4 separate regions of the Homo sapiens genome follow, and all the other regions are linked to region 1. A link is a contact called in ENCODE Hi-C data. All regions are on one chromosome and are shown on one strand. Each heading gives the region's core, a stretch centred on a gene start or an enhancer-like site at or near the end of the contact. The rest is flanking DNA. Distances are from core to core; before and after follow the strand shown. Region 1 holds the start of MGST3 (microsomal glutathione S-transferase 3). Region 2 holds the start of UAP1-DT (UAP1 divergent transcript). Region 3 holds the start of UHMK1 (U2AF homology motif kinase 1). Region 4 holds the start of SLC19A2 (solute carrier family 19 member 2).

Region 1 (3,368 bases), core at 750-3,249:
ACTGTAAGAGCGAGTGACAGAAACTCAGGAATTTTATTTTACATAGCGATAATCTACTTGCTGCTAACTGCTAAATTTTTTGTTCAGGAAGATGGTAAGCTTACAGTAGCATTAATAAATTGAGCTGCAAAAACCGTAGCAGTATATTCTTCGAAACAAATATTGCTTTAAAATGCTAGATGGTTCATGGTCAATTGTGGTCGGTAATGGTGTTCTAAATATAGATTCAGAAGATTTAAGTATAAACATAGGGCACAATATGTTTAAATACAGATAGATGTGCAGTAGGCACTGAATTGCTTTTGACAGATTGATTTGACATCCACCTCATTCCAGACTGCTCCAGGGGCTTTTTAGCATTTCTCTGAATAGTGGGTAAAGCCCTTCTTTCCTGTATGTTCCTTCTCGGTGCTAATCTCCAGGCGAGGAGGATCTCTTCCAGGATTGTGTCTTTTCAGAACTCTAAGCCAACAGGAAGAAATCTAAATAAAGCGGAAGGCTGCCCTTCTCCAGTTTTGTTCCTTAATCTAAGGAGGCCCCTGTAGCGCAGTTTCTATAGTTGGCGACAGTCTCCCTGCAGATTTATATATAGTAACATTGGTTAAAAAAAATCACTTGACAAAGTTTTCTATTTCCGTAACATTGTGTCAGGAGGGAAGCTTAACGGAAAGTCTTCCCAGGGATGAAAGTATTTGTTTCTATTTTATATGTTAGTTTTAACTCCTTAAATTCATCTCCTATGAGAATAAACATTCTTGATCTGACTCAATGTGCTCTCTGAATTCACTGAAATAAAATATAGCCTGTAACTCTGACCAATAACCTGGGGTGCCTCCCAGAACTGCTGGCTCCAGGTGATCTACAGATTTCCCAAGAGAAGCGCTGCAGCTCCTACCCACCAGCAATCTAAAATCTGCAGCAATTCCGCAGGACCACACCTAGGCCCAACAGCACATACCTGCAGAGCCGGAAGCGCCTTCCCCTCCAGGGCATCTCCTGTCCCCAGGGAAGGAATTAAAGTTCTAACCCCTGCCTCTCCTTCTACCCATCCTAGTATCTGCTTTTCCTTTACCTCGTCTTCCACACTTACTTGCCCCCGACGCTATTATGTAGCTTGTAAACTCGTGACTCTCAAGGAAAGTATCAGCAGAAGCCACAACTTCGGGGAATGACTCACTAAGGAGTCTCCAGCGCCTTCCACCGCCCTGCAACTGCCCCACTACTGTAGCCCTACGGCTCCGTGCTGCCACCCCACATAAAGAAGGGGCATTTTCTGAAATCCAAGGAAGAACCTGAAGAGTCCCCCACCCGCCTAGAGGCGTCTCTTGCTCTAAGTCAGCGGTAGGAAATGACCACCTTCCCAGTACAAATGGACAAACGATTCTAAGAGGCAGGAGGAAAACAAACACAATTCCTTCAGAGGCTCTCCCGACCGTCCCTAGCAACACATCCCCACCGCAGCGGGTGCATTGCTCACAGGCCACTTCTGAAACCAGTGTTACTGATCAGGCCTGCACAACCACTCCCCCGGCAGTGTCCGGCTCGCCATCCTCTGCGCCGGAACAGCAGAGGGCAAGGTCGGGTGGTCTCCGGAAGGCAGAAAGGTGCCCCCAGACTGCAGAGCCCGGGGACAGCAGGAGAGGAAAGGAAGGAATGGAGGAAGGGTTGACCTTGAGAATTTTCCTGAGTTACACATAAATAGGTCGGGCCTCGCTTAGACGCTCCCAACCCACTCCACCAGGGAAAAGATGCAAGGCAAGGGGAGAGCAGAGAGGGTGGAAATTCAGATCGCTAATTTACTGATAAGGGTGGGGGGAGGTTAGAGACAGCGGGTCTCTATTCAGCTCGCATAGGCTGAAATATGGGAGTGCCCTGCGCAAAGGCTGAAGTGCCCCCGGCGGCCCGGTGCTCGTGGCTGCCCGCAGGTGCTAGCACTCACCTGGATCACCTTCGAACAGCTGGAGCAGAACAAAACTGCGCAGCGCGGTGTGGGTGCGGCGCCCTCGCCTGGGGCGGGGCTAGATGAGGCCAGAAGCAGGCCCCGCCCCAGCCGACCAGCGCGCGGCCACGCCCCCAAGGCGGGGCTCCTGGCGCTGGCGCGCGCTGTCTAAGTTGCCAACTCAGGGCCACTGGTTGGGAGGTGGAGGCCTAATTTTCTTCCTGCTCATGGTCGTCCAGCGATTTACTCCTCTCATTCTCAAAAACATATATCTACTCCCCCAGGTGCCTTCGTGGCCATCTTCCTAAACTGTCCCAGCCAGGTCATACCTCCCGGATTGGGTTTGCAGAACAGTGGGACGTGAATAATTTGTCCCCAGCAGAGCCACCGTAGCGGTTTTAGGCGCTCTGCTGTAAGGGCGAAGCACGGGCATGCAAGGCGCGTGCGCGAAAGTAGCCGCGCCTCAATCGATGTGTCCCTGAGGCGCGTAGCTGGGGCGTGGGCGGCGCTTGGTGTCCCAGGTTGCTACACTCCCGAAGTGAATGGATTTATCGCTGTTAGGGCCTTTTTGTTTAGGGCCTAACAAATATTGTTAGTTTTGCCGAGAGCTGGCGCCGAGCCCTGCCCTCGTGGTGGGCCGTACCCACGCCCCCTGAGCGCGGAGTCGCGTGGCTCCGGAGTTTTGTTTTTTTGAAAGGAGTCTCCCAATTGTCCGTGGAGTTTTTTTTGCGGCACATGGAGTCTCTGCCTTCGCGACCCAGACCTTTGATGTGAACACCTGCTCCCGTTACGCTCGGGTCCAGCGTCCGGGGCGGGGCTCGAGGCCGGGTGGAGGAGGGGTGGGGGCGGGGGTCTTGGTCTTGGGTGAGACCTGCAGATACGGTCGGGCTGAAGGAGTAGAACTGGCTTCTAAATGCCGGAAAATCCGAAGGAACTGACTGCAGAAGGCACGTTTCCAATTTTCGCGTGTTTTAAGTGCACCCTCCCGCCACCTCTCCTCTGGACATCCCTCATCCTTTTGAAGATTGCCACACCTGGGCCCCTCCTAGAGTCTCCTCTTTGGAGGATTCCTCACCTCCGAGAGAATGCTTAGGAACCCACCTGAATGATTCCAAGTTAAGGTGTGGAAAGGCAGAAATCTAGATTTTTGAAGGCTCTAGGTTATGTGTGTGTTTCTTTTTATTGGGTTGTCATATTTGCACATCTAGAGGTACTTTGAGAGCTCATTAAATCTTTACTGTTGCTGTTTCAGCAATTTCCAACCATTCTCATACTTTCTGTCATGTTGGGTTTCTGTCATGTTGGATGTAGAGAGGGCTTTGTTTTGCTTGAACATTGAAAGGAAGTAAGTTAGGGAGACAGTTTTGCATTATTGAGGCAAGTTTCTCCACTTGCTGGCTGTTCTACGTAAGAAGTCATTCCAAGGTGG
Region 2 (3,165 bases), core at 140-2,639, 3.1 Mb after region 1:
CTCCAGCTAAGTGAGCCAACTGACTAACCGTGAAGGAATAGACAACTGCCTTGAGTTTCCGGCGAACTCTTGGATCCACACCCAGTGAATTTCACCTAAAAGTCCTTAAACTTTTGCAATACCAAATGACACACACATATGATCATAATCCTATTACCTGATTTCAGATTTCATAAACCATGTAGAAGTAAGTGTAGCACAGCGACAGGCCAAAGTTCAAGCAGCCATATGTTCAGCATACGTGTGCTCAGCCCTCCAATACCATCCTTCTGCTTGGCCAAGAGAGGGGAAACCCAGAAATTTCAATTCTCTCTCACTACCAGTATCATGGCAAACCAAACCAAAAAAAAGAAAGAAAAAAGTGGCAAGCAAACAGGTTTTGTCCCACTGTCCTGTCCTCCAAATGTATCCCCTGTCTTTGTCAGACCTCTCAAATCTTTTCCTCATATATTCAAGACACACCAACTCGCTTCCACCTGACAGTGCCAACGATCTCCTGTCCCACTACAGGCCCCCACACTTGGTATAACTGTCCACAAGGCCCTAGCCTGAGAGCCTCGAGGTCTCTACTGCCCACCCGGGAGAGGCCCCACTCCCAACCCCACACGCCTACACGACCCCCTCGGACTCAGACACTGGCCCAGACCTCCTCCCACAACGCCCCCAGTCCATCTGGGGCGCGCTCATTCCATCCCTGGCCCCGCCATCCACCCGGCTGCCCAGCCCACACACCCTCTCGCGGGGTGGCGGAGGATGGGGTGCGACTGCGGGGCGCACGGGCTGGGGTGTGTGTCTGCGGGCGAGCGGGAGGCTCCTCGGCGTGTGCTCGGCTGCCCGCGCTGTGCACGTTCGTGCGACGCGTGTCCACGTCTGAGCGCGTGGCCGTGTGTGCGGTGGGGCCAGGCCCTCCGCCCGCCCGGGTCCCGAGCCCCGCCGTCTCCTCGCTGGGCTGGGAGCCCCTCACCTTTCTCGGCGCGACCGCAGCTACGACCGTCTCCAGCTCCTTCCGCGCGGCCACTCATCGGCGTCCCGCGCTCGCTCCGAATATATACCCTCATCCGGGGGGCCGCGGCGGCGGGGCGGGCCGGGAGCGGGGGCCAAGTGGAGCGCCAGCCCCGGCCACCCCGCCCCTCTCGCCACGACTAGTGGCTGCCGACGCCTGAAGGAGTGGAAGCCGACCGCCCAGACACGTCAGCGCCGGGAGCACAGACGACGACGCGGACGCGGAGGCGGCCGCGGCCCGGGGCGCCGGGGCGGGGCTAGGGATGGGGGCCGGGCATGAAAGGAGTAACCCACCGGGCCGGGGCGGGGCCTAGTGCGTCACTCATTCTCTGGCCCAATGGGAATAGTTCTGGAGCGCAGTCGGCTGGCGTCCCGGTCCCTCCTGCGCACTAACTGAGGGTGAAGGATGTCGGTTGGGTCTGCTAGGAGGGGCCAGGAGCCGGCCGGCAGAGAGCGGCTCGTGGGTCCCAGGACCCCTGACGTCCCTAGGTTGTACTGGGAGGTGCGAGCCCGAGGCTCTTAGTCGGCCCAGCGGCACGGGGCACAAGCGGGCCACAGAGATGGGCAGGGAGCTGTGTCCCCAGGGTGGCGGATTTCCGAGCCACCCACGCGGGTGGTTGGGAAAGGGCGGTGGATTTTCCTGCGGAGAAACTTTCAGGGCGGGCCTGGCGCGCTCTCTGACCTTGGGCTAGTTATTTTGTGTGCAGTTCACAAGATGCCTGGCCGGGCTCCAAACTCGCTCTCTGTTTGGTTGTGTTTTGGCTCCCAAGAAGGCGAAGCCAGGCCTTTTTTCTTTTGCACAAACAGACAGGAAAGGAGAGAGGAAATGCAAGCAAAGGTAGTAGGTAACCTAAGGTAGTATAAGCCCGGGGTCATCTTTGTGAGTTTGCAGACTTAACGTCGCTAGGCCTCAGTACTCTGCAGAAAGATGGTGGAGGACCTAGATGACCTCCCAGGCCATTCCAGGACCAGTGTTTACAGTCCTGTTACATAACCTAGTGTGGGTGTGCACACACAGGTTATTATATGTTCAGCACTGTGCCCTTGGAAGCTATGTTTACATTTAAAGTTGTGTTGCATTTTGCAGCTTTTGCAAGAAGTGGAATATGTTGAAATACGAAAATACCTAGATTTAACATACCACCTATCATAAAGAGATTCAGGCGCCTTTCTTCTACTTTCTTGGGTGCAAAGGCCTTTTCATTCCCTTTACCAATTGCATAATCACCCACTGCCTCAAGTAACAACAGAAAAACTTAAACTTGGTAAGTAATGCTGGTAGATTTACATTCAGGAGATTGAATACTCTCCATCTCTCATGATCCTAGAACTTCCTTCGTTTCTTTGAAAGAAGAATAGTGTAGTGATTGGTTTATAGTGTAGTGATTGGTTTCTTAATCATGGGATCTGAAGACAATTTCAGCTTTATTGCTTGTGATCTTTGGCAAGCTACTTGTGCTATCAGTTTTCTCATCTATAAAAAACAGACAATAAAGATGAAAATGCCATTTGGTGGTTGTATTAAACCAATCGATATAAATGAAGTATGTAAAACAGTAAACACTAAATAACCTTTAGTTATTATTTATTATTGAGCACTTATTAATTCAAACTAGGAGACCCAGATTCAAAATCAGTCTACGCTTACTAACTGTGTGACTTTGGGTAAGTCATTTAACCACTCCAAACTCCAATGTCCTTTTATGAAATGAAGCTAATACCTATTTCACATGGGTATAGTAAAAAATGAGAAAGAACCTAAGATAATGTCTGGAATATTATAGGCATTCTATAAGTCATAGATGAATGACTGAGTAAAGAGCAAAATTATTAGTTAGCAATCCTTTAAAGAAAAAAGATAGAACTGAGGTCCAGCTCAATGTTTTTAATGAACTACTATAAAATCACATTTGTACTTTTACCCTTTTTTGCTGAAGTTTCATTTGTTTGTTATTCTGGTTACTAGGCATAAGAGGGGCCATAATCTCATCTTGCCAGCTAAATGTCCAGAAATGTCTAACACTAGAGTTATTTCTGTCCTTCGAAATACTTTTTATATACATGGTCTTTTAAGAGCTGATTGAAGAAAACAAGGCAACGATGTTCACACTACCTATGATTTTTTGACATTACACCAAAGGTATCAGCTAATGAAGTTAGACA
Region 3 (3,218 bases), core at 517-3,016, 3.1 Mb after region 1:
AAAAAAAAGAAATTTTTAAAAGTAAAAACCCAAATATTAAGTAACTCTTTTAAAAGGAATGTCACAATGCGCAAAAACCAAACTAAACATTGCTTCTTCATCCAAAACAGCAGTCTAGGTCTGCCACGGTGGCTCATGCCCGTGATCCCAGCATTCTGAGAGACCGAGGCAGGAGGACTGCTTGAGCCCAGGAGTTTGGAGACCAGCCTGGGTAACAAAAGGGGACCTCTTCTCTACAAAAAATTAGCCAGGCTTGGTGCTACGTGCCTGTAGTCCCAGCTACCTGGGAGGCTGAGGTAGGAGCATGGCTTTAGGAGGAATTGGAGGCTGGAGTGAACTGTGATCTCGCCATTGTACTCCAGCCTGGGTGACAGAGTAAGAACTTGTCTCAAAAAAAAAAACTAAAACAAAAATAAACAGCTCTCTATAATCTAAATACTAACAAAGAGATTAAGACTTTTCGGATGAAATTTTAATCTTGCAGAGATCAGGCAAGTCCCTAGGCTTGCAAAATTTTTCCCTTTTCAATACCAAGGTTATAGTAACAGACCATTTAGTAAACTAAAAAAATGTAGCACTAGTGTTAATTCTTCTCCAAAATGATATTATAAAAAAACTCACTCTTCAAATTAACTATGCATCATACTTGCTAGGAAATAAGACTTTTCTTTAATAACCAAAGCTATAACTAATGATAAGCTTTCTGTCGTGTAATGAAAATGAAACCTTTTCACAGATCAATCATCAGTGATCATTACATATCTTACATTCTGAGTATCTGATTCTTGAAACAGTCTCAAGAGAGCAAAGGTATAGTGTTCCTAAATTTCACACTTCTATAAAGGCTCCCATGGAATAGTGCATCATTTCTTCCAAATCCGTACTAAAGATATAATAGGTGAGCTATACGAGTTACTAGCATTGATGTCACAAGGCCCAGACGTAGTTCCCATTTTCTACTGGTATGCAAAGATTCAAAAATTTCCACACAAGACACGACAATCTAGCAAAGACATGCCTCCTCTCACTAGAAAAGATATTTCTGTATGCTAATGAATGCGGCATTCTCCGATGAGACTCGAAGCAAGACAATTTACTGAGCATCTATGTGACACCTGGCAAAGCAGACCACCAACTCCACTATACCGCAGACAGTAATAAAGTGAAAGGGGAAAGGGGCCTGGATGGGGTGATAAAGAGGGCTAAACCCGCTTCTCCCGCAGAAGGGGAGGAAGATGGAACGCCAGACAGCGAGAGGAAGAGTGTGCTCGGACTGTGACCTGGGCAAGAAGAGAAAGGAGACAGCGGCAATTACCGATGTTTCTGTGACCCTGCAACTGTTCCAGCGCCGCCCTCTCTTTGCGGAAACCATACTCGGCGGCAGAGGCCGCAGCCCCGGTGGTTCCTGGCGGCAAGAACTGCTTGAGGGCGCCGGGGGGCGAGCCAGGGTTGCCGCAGCAGCGAACCCGATACACCGAGGCGGAGGAGCCGCTACCCAGACGGCTCTGTACCTGCCACAGCCGCCCGAAGGCCTCCAGAAAACGCGGCGGCTCCGCGCCCCAGGCGCAGCCGGATCCCGCCATCGGTGTGGGTTAAGGGCACGGACACGGGAGCTGACGCGACGCCTGAGGCAGGCCGGCCGGGCCCGCGGTCACATCTCCGCCAGCCGGACCAGCGGCTCCGCAGGGAGGGACCTGCAGCCGCCTCACCGACTCCCGGGACTTCAAGCAGCCATGACACCGGAAGCCGTGGTGCACCCGAGTCCCAGAAGCCGGAAATGGAGGAAGAGCCTATCATACAGGCCGAAGGAGGGGGGGCTCAGAAGGGGCGGGGCCTAGAAGAGATTAGACGCGCTAGGTTTGGAAAAAAGAACCGAGAATAAGAAGTAACCTTAATTATTGAGTATCTACCATTCCAGGCCCAGTGTTAACCGCTTTCACATAGACCTGAAGCCAAAACTGGTCCTTTTTCTTGTTGAGGCACCTCACCTTACCTCACCACTAGGAACCCGAAAAATAAAACCCGGCCTACATTTCTCATAGAAAGGATCCCAAGGAAAACACCCCAGGAACAAAAAGAGAGTTTACCATCACCTCCAGGTCCACGGTCACCAGAACCCATGATTCTGGAAGCCTAGACCTTTGTTCTTCTTTTAGATGTAAACCGAAAATACAATTCTAAGCCCCCCGTGTCGCCAACCATCGGAATGGACTTTCTCCCAGGCCAGGGCACTCTAAAATTCTGGTTCAGTCCATGACGGGAAGTGGGGGTCCGACTAGCCTCATACCTCTCCGGTTAAGGTCAACACAGACCTTCGGTCTGGTAAGAAACATTTACAATCTATTTTCTTGGAAGCCTGGTACCTGGAGGCTTCATCTGCATGACAAAACTTTGGTCTCCACAAGTTCTTATGACAACCCAGACATTCCTTTCTATTGATAACTCTTTCAACCAATTGCCAATTAGAAAAATTTTAAATCTACCTATAACCTGGAAGGACCCATTTCTCCCCCCACCAATTCCCGCTTCGAGTTTTCCCACCTTTCTGGGCCAAATCAATGTATTTCTTAAATATATTTGATTGAAGTCTCATGTCTCCCAAAATGTATAAAACCAAGCTGCACCCCAACCACCTTGGGTACATGTTCTCAGGATCTCCTGAGGGCTGTGTCACAGACCATGGTCACTCATAGTTGGCTCAGAATAAATCTCTTCAAATATTTTACAGAGTTTAACTCTTTTTATCAACATAGTCCACCTTGCCTATGGCTCCCTCATCAAAAAGCATTCACCCTGGGCAAACACGGATCTGTTCCAAATTTTTATTTTTCATTTATTTATTCAATTATTTTATTCATTCAGCAAACGTTTATTGAGTAACAAATGTAGCAAATAGGCATCTCAATCCACAAACTCGAGTGTGTAAGAAATGTAGCCTTCTTTACTTTTCAGTCATTCAACCTTTTCTATTTCAAGATCTATTCTGATTGTGTGGCAAAAACTTAGTATCAGACAATAGGCCCTATCTTCTTTTCTTCAGGTTTTGTGTAAGTTCCCAGCCAGATGAGATGGTTCATGTAGTGCTAAGTGGAAAGTTTGAGGAGAGGTTGAGGACTAAACTCTGACCTGTCTTCTCTCTTGCTCAATTTTTTTTTTTTTTTTTTTTTTTTTTGGTAAGACGGAGTTTCGCTCTTGTTGCCCAGGCTGGGGTGCAATGG
Region 4 (3,527 bases), core at 938-3,437, 3.9 Mb before region 1:
ATAAGAAAACATCTACCCAATTCAAGGACAATTACTGTTTATACCCAACCTCATTGCCTATGTGATTTATACCAAGGAAAAGTTACAGAAGCAGTGATTTACAGATTAACGTGGTTCAGGTACCCAAGCCTCAGGGAAGGGATGGAAAGCTGTTTTTGTTATTGTTGTTTTGTTTTTTGAGACGAGTACTCGCGAGTCTCGCTCTCCGCTCACTGCAACCTCCGCCTCCTGGGTTCAAGTGGCTCTCCTGCCTCTGCCTCCCAAGTAGCTGGGACTACAGGCGTGCATGCCACTATGCCCGGCTAATTTTTGCATTTTTAGTAGAGACGTGTTTTCGCCATGTTGGCCTGGCTGGTCTGAGACTCCTGACCTCAAGTGATCCGCCCGTCTCGGCCTCCCAAAGTGCTGGGATTACAGGAGTGAGCCACCGTGACCAGCCAGAAAGCTATTTTTAATAAGTAGGCTTCTCTTTCCGAGGCCTCTCTGGCTTGCTTTCTCTTTCTTTCTTCTCTTCTACTAAAGCACTGAATGTAAATACAAAGCGATTGTCAAGAAGACCACCTGTTTTCTCTCTGTAGTCCTGATAAGAAGGGTTGGAGTTTAGGGGACTAGACAATTGAATAATATCGATTAGCAGTCCTCAAACATTTTGGTCTTAGGACCCTTGTTAGAGGTGCCCCAAAAATCTGTTGGGTTTTGTGGGTTATACTTATTGAAAATTGCCATATGGTAATAAATTAAACCTGGAAAGTCTTACAAACACAAGAATATACAAGCACGTATTCTCTCATCCTATAAAGCGATGATGTCATCAGACATTATATAGCCTCTGGAGTGGAAAAGGAAATAAAGACTTAGCATGGTTATGAAAATAGATTTGAGCTCGTGGAACCTCTGAAAGGGTCCCAAGGACCCCCAGGGCTTCCTCGACCACACTTTGAGACTCATTGAGATATGTAAATACTGCCAGTTGTATTTCTTCACAGATTAATCAACTCACAGATTTGGGTGCATTCATTTGTGCAGTCTTAGAAACAAATCTTTCCCTTTACCAGTATCTTATTCCATCTGGTAGACTCATTTCTGCTGCTGATGCTTGAAAAAAGTGTCATTTGCTACCACAGGAGGAAAACGGTGCTAGATGGATCATAACATACAGAAAAGCAAGATAGTTCCAAAATGTTTCCAAGAGCTTCTGGCAGGATCTGTCATTCTACAAATACTGCACAGGAAAAATTGCTTTAAATGCTGCATCTTTGCAGTAGAAAGATTAGGATTGAGCCAGGCTGTGAGTCAGGCAGAAAAAGGCACACAGAGGGGGATGAAAGAAAGCACTGGAGAGTCTTGTCATGCTTTGCCCTTGAAAACTATGCCAAGACCTCTTTTGTGTTTTTAAATGAAGAAATCCATCATGTTTTGTGATTGCTGTAATGACTCAGGATCTTCCACCTTCCTTTTAACTATAAACCGTAGCGTAGTTAGGTGTTTGTTTTCTTTGTATCATGCTTGCAAAAAGTGACGAAATAAAGTTAAAACCCTTTAACTGGGACTCCATTACGGTTCTGCTGTTCAGTGACCAGCTTGTTCATTATTCTCACAATATTATCTACTTTCTTCATTTCAGTCTGTCTCTTAGATCCTGGGCTTCTGATGTCTTTCCATGGCGGATGAATACAATTTAAAACACGAAAGCTGCTGGAGGAAAGGTTTAACGTTCCCCCTCCCCAAGGTGAAATCTTTGCCTGGCCTCAGTCACTAAGTCTCTCAGGAGCGGAAACTGAATGGACATTCCGGAGACGGTGAATAAGAATGATAAACGGTGGTTGGGGAGAACAGCGCGTTTCTTCCAGCGGAGGACTAGGCCCACAGGACGCATTCCCAACAGATGAGCGGAGCCGACAGCAAGTGTGCCACGAACGCCAGCTGGCCGCCTCACTAGAGAGAGCTCCGCCGCAAGCCGCCGCTTTTGGAGTGGAGTTCCACATGTCCTCCGCGCTTGAGCCCTGGGACGTCAGAGGCCTGGCGTGCTGCCACCGCCCCAGTTCACGTCGTGTGACCCACGACCAATGGAAGAGCAGGCAAGTATTCCCGGCGTCCGCTGTGATTGGTTCCCGGAGTGGAGGCGGTGGCAGAGGGTGGGCCTTAGGACGGGTCTCCCTTAAACTGGGCGATCAGGCAGCGACCCTAGAGGCGTCTGTAGGGTAAAGCTGGGGGTTCTGTAGCCGGAGGCGGCGGCGAGTCCAGAACGTCCTGGCCTTACAGGGAGAAGGCGTCACTCGCGGTTACAAGTGCCTGACCCTCACTCCAGTTGGCGGAGGAGGAGAAGGAAGGGGCCGGGCCGGGTCCCCTCCCCTCGCGCCCCGGATGGATGTGCCCGGCCCGGTGTCTCGGCGGGCGGCGGCGGCGGCGGCCACTGTGCTCCTGCGGACCGCTCGGGTCCGTCGCGAATGCTGGTTCTTGCCGACCGCGCTGCTCTGCGCCTACGGCTTCTTCGCCAGCCTCAGGCCGTCCGAGCCCTTCCTGACCCCGTACCTGCTGGGGCCGGACAAGAACCTGACCGAGAGGGAGGTACGCGCGGCGGACGCGGGGCGCGGGAAGGGCGGGCGACCGGCCTGCGGGTGGGCAGCGGAGGAAGAGAGGACCGAGAAAAGCGCTCGAGCCATTCTCGGCAGAGATTTCTGATTTTGCCAGTTGGAGGTCGGCTTCGTGCTCTTCTTTGTGTTCATGATTTTCTGTTTTCTTCGGCTCTGTAGGACGAGTCTCCTGCGAAGGGCTCAGAACACGCGTCCAGAGGCCCCGTGCCTTGTGCGTCAGGCAGTATGCTGATCGTGTTGTAATGTGGCTTAGCGTGACTGCCCAGACTGGTCCAGCAGTTCCTGCTGGGGGCGAGGGGGCAATATTTTGACAAAGAAGTGAAAACAGCAAAGTGTACTTTGGACACGGCTTAGTAAATATTCATTGACTGAAAGTAGGCAACCACTGCTTTTCTGAAAGGATCTTCCCTCTACCTCCTTCACCTGCTTCCTGTCCATACCTTACTTTGTTTGCATTTGGCAGAATGGGTGGGCTTAATCAAGTAAGGACAGGACAGAAGTACAGAACATCTTAATTTGTCTTGATTTTTAATTGGGTGAGGTTGTGTCCAAGGATATCCTGCCCCTCTCTACCTTAAGACCAACCTCCAGGGATAAAGGCAGATGGTGAAACATAATTGACTTTTAATTATAGTGTTTCTTGTATTGCGAATTGTTGCTTCACAGATGTTAGTTTTGCTTCTCAGATACAAGGTGATGTCTTTGAAGGCCTTCTGTGATGTTCAGGGTAATTGAGAGCACGTAGTCCATCATCAAGAGTTTCTTGCTGATTGATTTTTTCCCTAGATGAGGGCTTACAAATAAAGTACTTCAGAAGCGCATAGTGTACTTTAGAAATGTGCTGACCTATTTAAGTGCATGGTCAAAACCAGCACTTGATTTTTGCAGAAGAAAGACAATATATAAACTGAGAAAGAAATTAAACCCAAAGTA

Evidence for each region. Hi-C counts contacts between places; a loop is a spot of excess contacts on that map. Pooled maps may share reads with other maps.
Region 2: a map of naive thymus-derived CD4-positive, alpha-beta T cell shows a loop between it and region 1 (18-fold over the local background). The contact joins the promoter of UAP1-DT here to the promoter of MGST3 in region 1. A Hi-C loop is called at or near these places in 1 of 168 maps with a recorded cell type or tissue (naive thymus-derived CD4-positive, alpha-beta T cell), 1 of 37 single-sample maps with no recorded cell type and 12 of 50 pooled maps.
Region 3: a map of CD8-positive, alpha-beta T cell shows a loop between it and region 1 (34-fold over the local background). The contact joins the promoter of UHMK1 here to the promoter of MGST3 in region 1. A Hi-C loop is called at or near these places in 2 of 168 maps with a recorded cell type or tissue (CD8-positive, alpha-beta T cell and naive thymus-derived CD4-positive, alpha-beta T cell) and 8 of 50 pooled maps.
Region 4: a loop to region 1 is called in a map of sigmoid colon, with 6 times the contacts of the local background. The contact joins the promoter of SLC19A2 here to the promoter of MGST3 in region 1. A Hi-C loop is called at or near these places in 1 of 168 maps with a recorded cell type or tissue (sigmoid colon) and 11 of 50 pooled maps.

The regions. Positions count from the first base shown.
Region 1 is chr1:165,629,865-165,633,232 of GRCh38, reverse strand. MGST3 (microsomal glutathione S-transferase 3) reads right to left here and starts at 1,999. Exons shown (of 6, transcript NM_004528.4): 1 at 1,940-1,999. RefSeq lists enhancers at 1,325-1,494, 2,548-3,078 and a silencer at 1,925-2,164.
Region 2 is chr1:162,559,577-162,562,741 of GRCh38, reverse strand. UAP1-DT (UAP1 divergent transcript) reads left to right here and starts at 1,389. Exons shown (of 3, transcript XR_426859.4): 1 at 1,389-1,504; 2 at 2,090-2,267. UAP1 (UDP-N-acetylglucosamine pyrophosphorylase 1) reads right to left here and starts at 1,020. Exons shown (of 11, transcript NM_001324116.5): 1 at 965-1,020. RefSeq lists a silencer at 532-1,431.
Region 3 is chr1:162,496,366-162,499,583 of GRCh38, reverse strand. It overlaps UHMK1 (U2AF homology motif kinase 1), which reads right to left and starts at 1,766. Exons shown (of 8, transcript NM_175866.5): 1 at 1,316-1,766. The coding sequence starts at 1,583. RefSeq lists enhancers at 1,029-1,529, 1,716-1,795, 1,530-2,030.
Region 4 is chr1:169,484,604-169,488,130 of GRCh38, reverse strand. SLC19A2 (solute carrier family 19 member 2) reads left to right here and starts at 2,187. Exons shown (of 6, transcript NM_006996.3): 1 at 2,187-2,568. The coding sequence starts at 2,365. RefSeq lists enhancers at 1,753-1,822, 1,130-2,050, 1,833-2,082, 1,886-2,180, 2,723-2,782 and a silencer at 2,363-2,542.